2 separate regions of the Mus musculus genome follow, and region 1 is linked to region 2. Evidence: chromatin contacts called from ENCODE Hi-C data. All regions are on one chromosome and are shown on one strand. The core of a region is the stretch at or near the end of the contact, and the rest is flanking DNA. Distances in the headings are between cores, read along the strand shown. Region 1 holds the start of Hdac7 (histone deacetylase 7). Region 2 holds the start of Slc38a2 (solute carrier family 38, member 2).

Region 1 (3,139 bases), core at 455-2,954, 1.1 Mb after region 2:
AGCAGCAGGGGGCTCAGATGCACCCTGTACCTAGCTTTTCCAACGCACAGCTCTGAGGGTCTAGCTTGGAAAGGACATCATAAAACTAAAGACAGAGACACAAGCCTCAGCCCCATTGGGTTCAGGACTTGGTCCAATCTCAGTTATCTGGGTACCATACACTGGAACTGCTTTGTGCCTCATTTCCCCCCCAGGAATCACTGTAAAGAAGAAAAGTACTTAGTTACTGAGGGGAGACGTGAGGCTGCAGAGAGCAAGGAGGTTAAGAGTGAAGGATGATTTGCGGCGGATGGAGAAGAGGCTCGGAAGGTTGGCACAGAGGGGAGGCACGACCGCAGCCCATGGGGGTCCTCTTGGGAAGAAATGGGTCACCTAAGTACAAGTTAGAGGATAGAAACCAACCAAAGTGACAGTCTGCAATGGAATTTGAGCAAATCTAGGTAAAAGTCTGGAGGACTAGCTCCTGATTCCAGATGTTGCACTCCCTCCAGGGCCACCGAGGGCCAATGTCCTATTATCACCCTGAAACTTTGGCAGGCAGAACTGGGCCTCAAGCAGATGCTGCGTTGGGATGTGGGAAGGGATACTTAGCAGCAAGCCAACCCCGCCAGATGATGCAGGATGCTTTGGGGGAGTGCTGGACAGCCAGCAAGGATAGTTCAGGGAACCAATGGTCAGCCCTAAGTCGGCCCCAAACCGGCAGCCAGTGAGAAATAAGTGGGACTCATTAAGCGACCTGCATGCAGGACTTAGGTTTTTCTTCCAACTCAATTGGCGGAGAAATCGCAGTGGCGAAAAGACAGTTCAGTTGCCAGATTTGCCCGGGTTCTCATACTTCTCAGTACTATCAGACTGGGGGTGGGTGGGGGTGGGGGGGCTAGATCCAGCTCCCCACCTCCCTACCTCTCTCAGTACTCAGCCTGCGGCCCCCACTTCCCCACGCCTTTAACTGTCCTCACTGCTAGGCTGAACACAGTGTCTGTCTCTCTATGATGGGTGATCAAGGATAAGGGGTGATGCTCAGAGAAATCTCCCAGCCCAGTACCCCTCCAGGGGACGTTTCCCTCAGCTACAGGATCTGAGTAGGGCCCTGCCCAGTTCTACAAGACAGGGGCGCTGATGTCCAGCCCTGCAAGTTCTGCGCCAGTTCAGTGGGTCCTAGCCTTTGCCCTCCCGCTTCCAAACCTTTGGTCCCGGAGCACCGCCCCCTCCCGGGCCTCGGCGGCCGGCCGTGCCTCCCGGATCCCGGGGAGGAGGGTGACGGGACGCCCGGCCCTTGCACAGGCGGCCCCGGGCCTCCCACTGCCTCCCCGGGGCCTGTCGCTGCCCGGGAGCGGGCGGATGTGGGCGCCCCGCAGGAGGCCGGAGCCCTTCGGCCCCGGAACCAGCCGGGGCAGCGAGCGGGCCAGAGCCCGGGCGAGCGGGCGCGGTCCAGGGCGCGCGGAGGACCCGGCCAGCCGGACCGGCCGGAGACCCAGCCGCAGCCGGAGCGGGAGCCGGGGCGAGCAGCGCAGGGTGCCGCGCGCAGGGCGGGGCGGACGGGGAGGGGGTGGCCGCCCGGTACTCACCCGCGCCGGGGCTGTGCATCCAGGGGCCGGGGCCCTCAGAGCCGGGGGCTCATGGCGGGCGGGGGGCCGGGGCGCCGGCCTCACATCCCCCCGGTCGCCGGAGGCTGCAGAGCGACTGTGAGACGGCGAGAGGAAGGGAGGGGGCCGGGAGGGGGAGGGCCCTGGCAGCCTGGCCGGCCGGGTAGGATGACAATGGAAGGAAATGCTTTATCTGAGTCTGAGAGCGGGCCAAGGGGGAGGGGAGGGAGGGGGCCGGCGCTGGCGGCCCTGGGACACACCACCCGGGCTTCGCTCAGCAGCACACAGCCTGGCGGCAGACACCGATCGCGGCGGGGCGCGGCTCACCGCCCGGGAGGCAGCGCCGAACCCGGAACGCGGGACGCGGCCGGACCCGCGCGCGGCCGCGGAAGCCCCAGCCGCCGCGCGGCGCTGCGCCCCGCGCACAATTCCCGGAAACCCAGATACCTGAGTGCACGCACCCGTGCATACACAGCGTACACGGGCGTGCATCCATGTTTACACAAGCCAGGGTGCTTTACGCTTCGGGGAAGGACTCCTGTGCACACATCTACACACTTAAGTCAACGAGGGCAGCGCTACACACAGGGAGAGCAGGGCACGCTTGGAGTCTCGAGCAAGGAATCCCAGACGGACACCCCTGCCCCATCCTAACACACACACACCACACACACACACACACACACACACACACACACACACACGACTCTCCTCAGGAACACTTCAGGATCTGATTTGAACCACTGCCAGTCCAACCCCAGTGGCACCCCCCGCCCCCACTGTCTGCTGAGGGGAGCAGAAGGGTCCAGTCTGTTCCTATTAAAAGAAAAAAAAAAGGGGATGGGGGGTGGTGCAGTTTTCGAAACTTAAAAAAAATTTTTCTCAAGGGATTTCCTTCCATCCTCTCCTCTTCCTCTTCCATTCCTCTCCCTCCACAATGACCCTCCTTTGCCCCCCCACTCCTGGACCCTATGAGTCAAACTTCAGCAATGTGCCCAGTGTCCCCCAGTGCATTACAGCGGATCACAGAAATGTTCCAGTCTGTGAGTCGGAATGCAGCCGCCTCCAGCCCTCCCTCAGCTAATAAACTCAGCTGAGGACTGGCTTTGCACTGAAGCCCTCCCTGCCTCTCCCCCATCTTAGACGGGAGGAGGTCAGATTCAAGGGTCAGGGGCCGAGGACCTTCCCACTGAGTTTCCTGGCTTGGCCTGTCAGTCCTGTTGCCTCCAGCAATTTGGCAGGTCAGAAAACTGGGAAGGGAGAGCGGTCATTCACCAGGAACACTATGCTCCCCTGCCCTTGAGGTGCCCGCCACTGAAAGGCAGCTTCCTTCTGGTCCCAATCTACTCTCTGAGTCCTCGGAACTCCAAGAACCTTTAGAAGGGGAAAATGAGGCAGACCTAGAGATGTGATATCTTGGAAGCCAGAGTCTTGAGTGGCCTAGAGGGACGTTGGCCATGTTGCTAGGTCACACACAGGTCTAGACTCATGTGCCCTTGTTCAGCTGCTAAGTGTAACTCCTCTGTACCTGTTAATGGGTACTACAACCTTGC
Region 2 (2,977 bases), core at 459-2,958:
GGAAGTAGTACCTGGATGCTACACAGAGGGAAACGATAACCAAACATATAACAATAATTAAAAGGAGAAAAACCAGCTTCGGGCAAGTCAGATTTGAAATCTAAAAGTAACACTATTCTTTGACTCCATAAAGCCAAGCACATAACAGTACTGTTAACTTACAAAGTCTGTTTCGTACTTCTTCTTCCCCAAATTTGATTCAAGTAAAAAGTTCTGGTTTTCGGGATCCACGTCGGCATAATGGCTGCAAACACATAATTTTTTTTTTTTTTAAAAAGGCCGTTGTAACCCAACTGAAAGATACGAAAACTATAGTTTACATCATGTAAAGCCCTTCAGTTCTGCTTAAGTTAATGCATGAACTAGGTGTTCTCGAAGGTAATACCATCTGTCATGCAGTAACAACCGGGTAATTTAGCAGGCTACTCTCTCCGGGGCTGTGAGCCAGGGGAGACCGAGGCTTCGGGTGAGCCTTCTGGTTCCTGGGTGTGCGCGTTAGCCTGTAACCGATGAGCAATCCCTCCAGCCCCGAGGCACCCGTGTGTGCAAGCTGGCTTTTTTTTTTTAATTTGCAAAGCACATTTCTTTTTCCCACCTTTTCAGAGCAGCCTGCTTGGTGGGGTATGAGTAGTTGAAGTCACTGTTGGAGCTGTAACTGCTGCTGTCCTCATCCGGGGAGATGTTGAACCTTCCCATTTCGGTCTTCTTCATGCTGCTCGGGAGGGACGGACGGTGTGCGGCTCGCTCGCGGCGCGGGCTTCCTTTTGTCCTTGGCGGCGCACTGGCCCTCGAGGCTGCCTGCGAAGGTAGAAGGCGGCGCGTCAGGACTGCGGCGCGCGCCCGCCCGCCCCCCCCCCGTACCACGTGACGCCGCCGAGCGGCGCAGCGCGGCTGATTCATCCCCCGCCAGGCGAGTGGAAAAGTACCAGGCGAGCGAGGGGCGGGGGCGCGGCGAGGGGCGGAAAAGTACCGACGGCGGGGCCGCGAGAACAAAGATGCGCCCGCCGAGGCGCCCCTCCAGCCGCCCCGGCGCTGAGCCCGGTCCCCCTGCCCCAGCCGGGGCTTGTTTACAGGGCGCACGCCGAGCCTAGCCTCCGGCAAGCCGGGGACTGCCCCGGGTACCCGGTCACCCGCCCCTCCTCTACCCCGGGAGGAACTGATGCAATACCGAGGGGCGATTGATTGTCAAGCCCTCGCGCGGTTCGCCTTGCCCCACGCCCGGACCGGACGATTATTTTCGAGGCACAAGACCCGATTGCAAGCAGCCGAGCGGCCCGTGCGCGATTCCCCCTTCCCCCTAACGGGAGGCTGTGGCCGGGTGGCCGCAAGCCCCCGCTCCCGCCGCCGGCGCCGCCCGCGTCCCCGCCGCCGCCCCTCCCCCGCCTCACCTCGGTGCTCTCCCTGCGAGCTGGCCCACCTCACGGCAGCGTCTCCCGTGGGCTGTCTCGGTCACACACCAGAATTGTAAAACGAGGGAAAAAATGTAACAGTGACGGAGTCCTTTTCTTTTATTTTTTTTAATAAAAAATTTTTAAAATTTCCCCGTAATCCAACAACAGGCAGAAGAGGTGGATTTTTTTTTCCTCTTTAATTATTAAAGAAAAATGAAAAAAAAGAGCGGGGAATGGCGATCACGATCCTCCGGCGGAGATTGAGGGGTAGCGGCGCGGGCGACGGCGTGGCGCGGTGTGGAGCAGCTTCCCGAGCGCGAGTTATAGCGGCGGGGCGCCGCGTCAGTGGGCGGGGCGCGGGCGTTCGCCTTTGTGTATCAACAGCACCTGGGCTCCGCCTCCCTCCCGGTTGCCCCGCACCCCGAATCGGGGGGCCAGCCGCACCCCGCTTCCCCGCGGCTCGGGGCACTGCAGCCCCGTGGGTGGCCGCCACCCGCGGCTGCTGTAATTACGGAGCCGGATCCCTTAGATTCCCTCCCAGCCCGGTCTCCAACGCTGCGTTTCGGGGACGCAGCCGGCGAGTGTGCAGTACCCTACCCTCCCAGCCCCCCCCCCCATAACCATTCCCAGCCCGTGACTTAAGATTTGATTTACGTGAAGGGTTTTTTTTTTTTTTTTTCTCCCGCAGAACTTGGGCGGGCGCTGCCACGCTGCCCAGAGGGCCGGTTTGTGTTCTCGATCTTTCCACCTAGATGTGCTTTCACTCTCCAGTGCTAGCCTGGTGGTGAATGAGAGGCGGCTCGCAGTTGCGTGTCGGCATAGACTTTTGGGTTGCACGTGCCACAGCGTACTAGGGAGGGTTTGCGTTTGACCAGCAAGCCAGACACACCTTTAATAAAAGAACCTCGGGCTGGGTTCTTCCGAGGCCGCCCAGGGGCGCCCTGTTCCCTCTTGGTGGACACTTTCCCTCCTGCTACCACCCCACCCCTGGTGCTAGCGTCTCCCCGGGCTTCCAGCGAGAGCGCCCTCGTTGGAATGTAGGCCTGGAGCTTTCTCTACAGCCCAGATCCCTCGGTGGTGCTTTTGGTCTTGCAGAGCCGGGCGGCTCAGGGGGACCCCTAGACGAGAATATTCGGTGCTGCCGGAATGGCGAGGGCCCTTCCCTTTCGGTTGAACAAAGACCCCCGAGGAGAGCGAAATGCTGGTTGAATGAAAGAATAAACAAACGAGTTTGACCTGGTGCTCTCTTCCTTTGGGGGACGTGGGAGAGATTGGGCTGGGCATAGAGGAAAGGGTTGGGTGTGATCACACTTTTTTGCCTTCAATGTTTTCCTGAGGAAATCTGCAACACTGCCTATTTCCGTGGCACGAAAGTCTTGGGGTACCTTCAGCCCGTGTCAGTGTTCATGATTGACAGGGCAGGACCCTATTTCCCCTTTACACACTGTGTTCTTCATCCTAAACCTCTGGTCCGGTCAGCCATACTTAAACAATAGCCTTAGAATGAATGCTGCACGTCCCCTCGCCCCTCTCAAGGGCGGTGGTCACTCTAGACCTAAGGAGCCAGGAACGCCTTTTTTCGGCTT

The links. A loop is a pair of places that touch in the nucleus more often than their neighbours do.
Region 1: a loop to region 2 is called in a map of T-helper 1 cell, with 4 times the contacts of the local background. The contact joins the promoter of Hdac7 here to the promoter of Slc38a2 in region 2. A Hi-C loop is called at or near these places in 2 of 37 maps with a recorded cell type or tissue (T-helper 1 cell and T-helper 17 cell).

What each region holds. Positions count from the first base shown.
Region 1 is chr15:97,829,791-97,832,929 of GRCm38, forward strand. It overlaps Hdac7 (histone deacetylase 7), which reads right to left and starts at 1,705. Exons shown (of 25, transcript NM_001378971.1): 1 at 1,569-1,705. The coding sequence starts at 1,587. It overlaps Gm33636 (a long non-coding RNA gene), which reads left to right and starts at 896. Exons shown (of 4, transcript XR_001781759.2): 1 at 896-1,515.
Region 2 is chr15:96,698,020-96,700,996 of GRCm38, forward strand. It overlaps Slc38a2 (solute carrier family 38, member 2), which reads right to left and starts at 1,709. Exons shown (of 16, transcript NM_175121.4): 1 at 1,389-1,709; 2 at 596-798; 3 at 163-244; 4 at 1-18. The coding sequence starts at 711.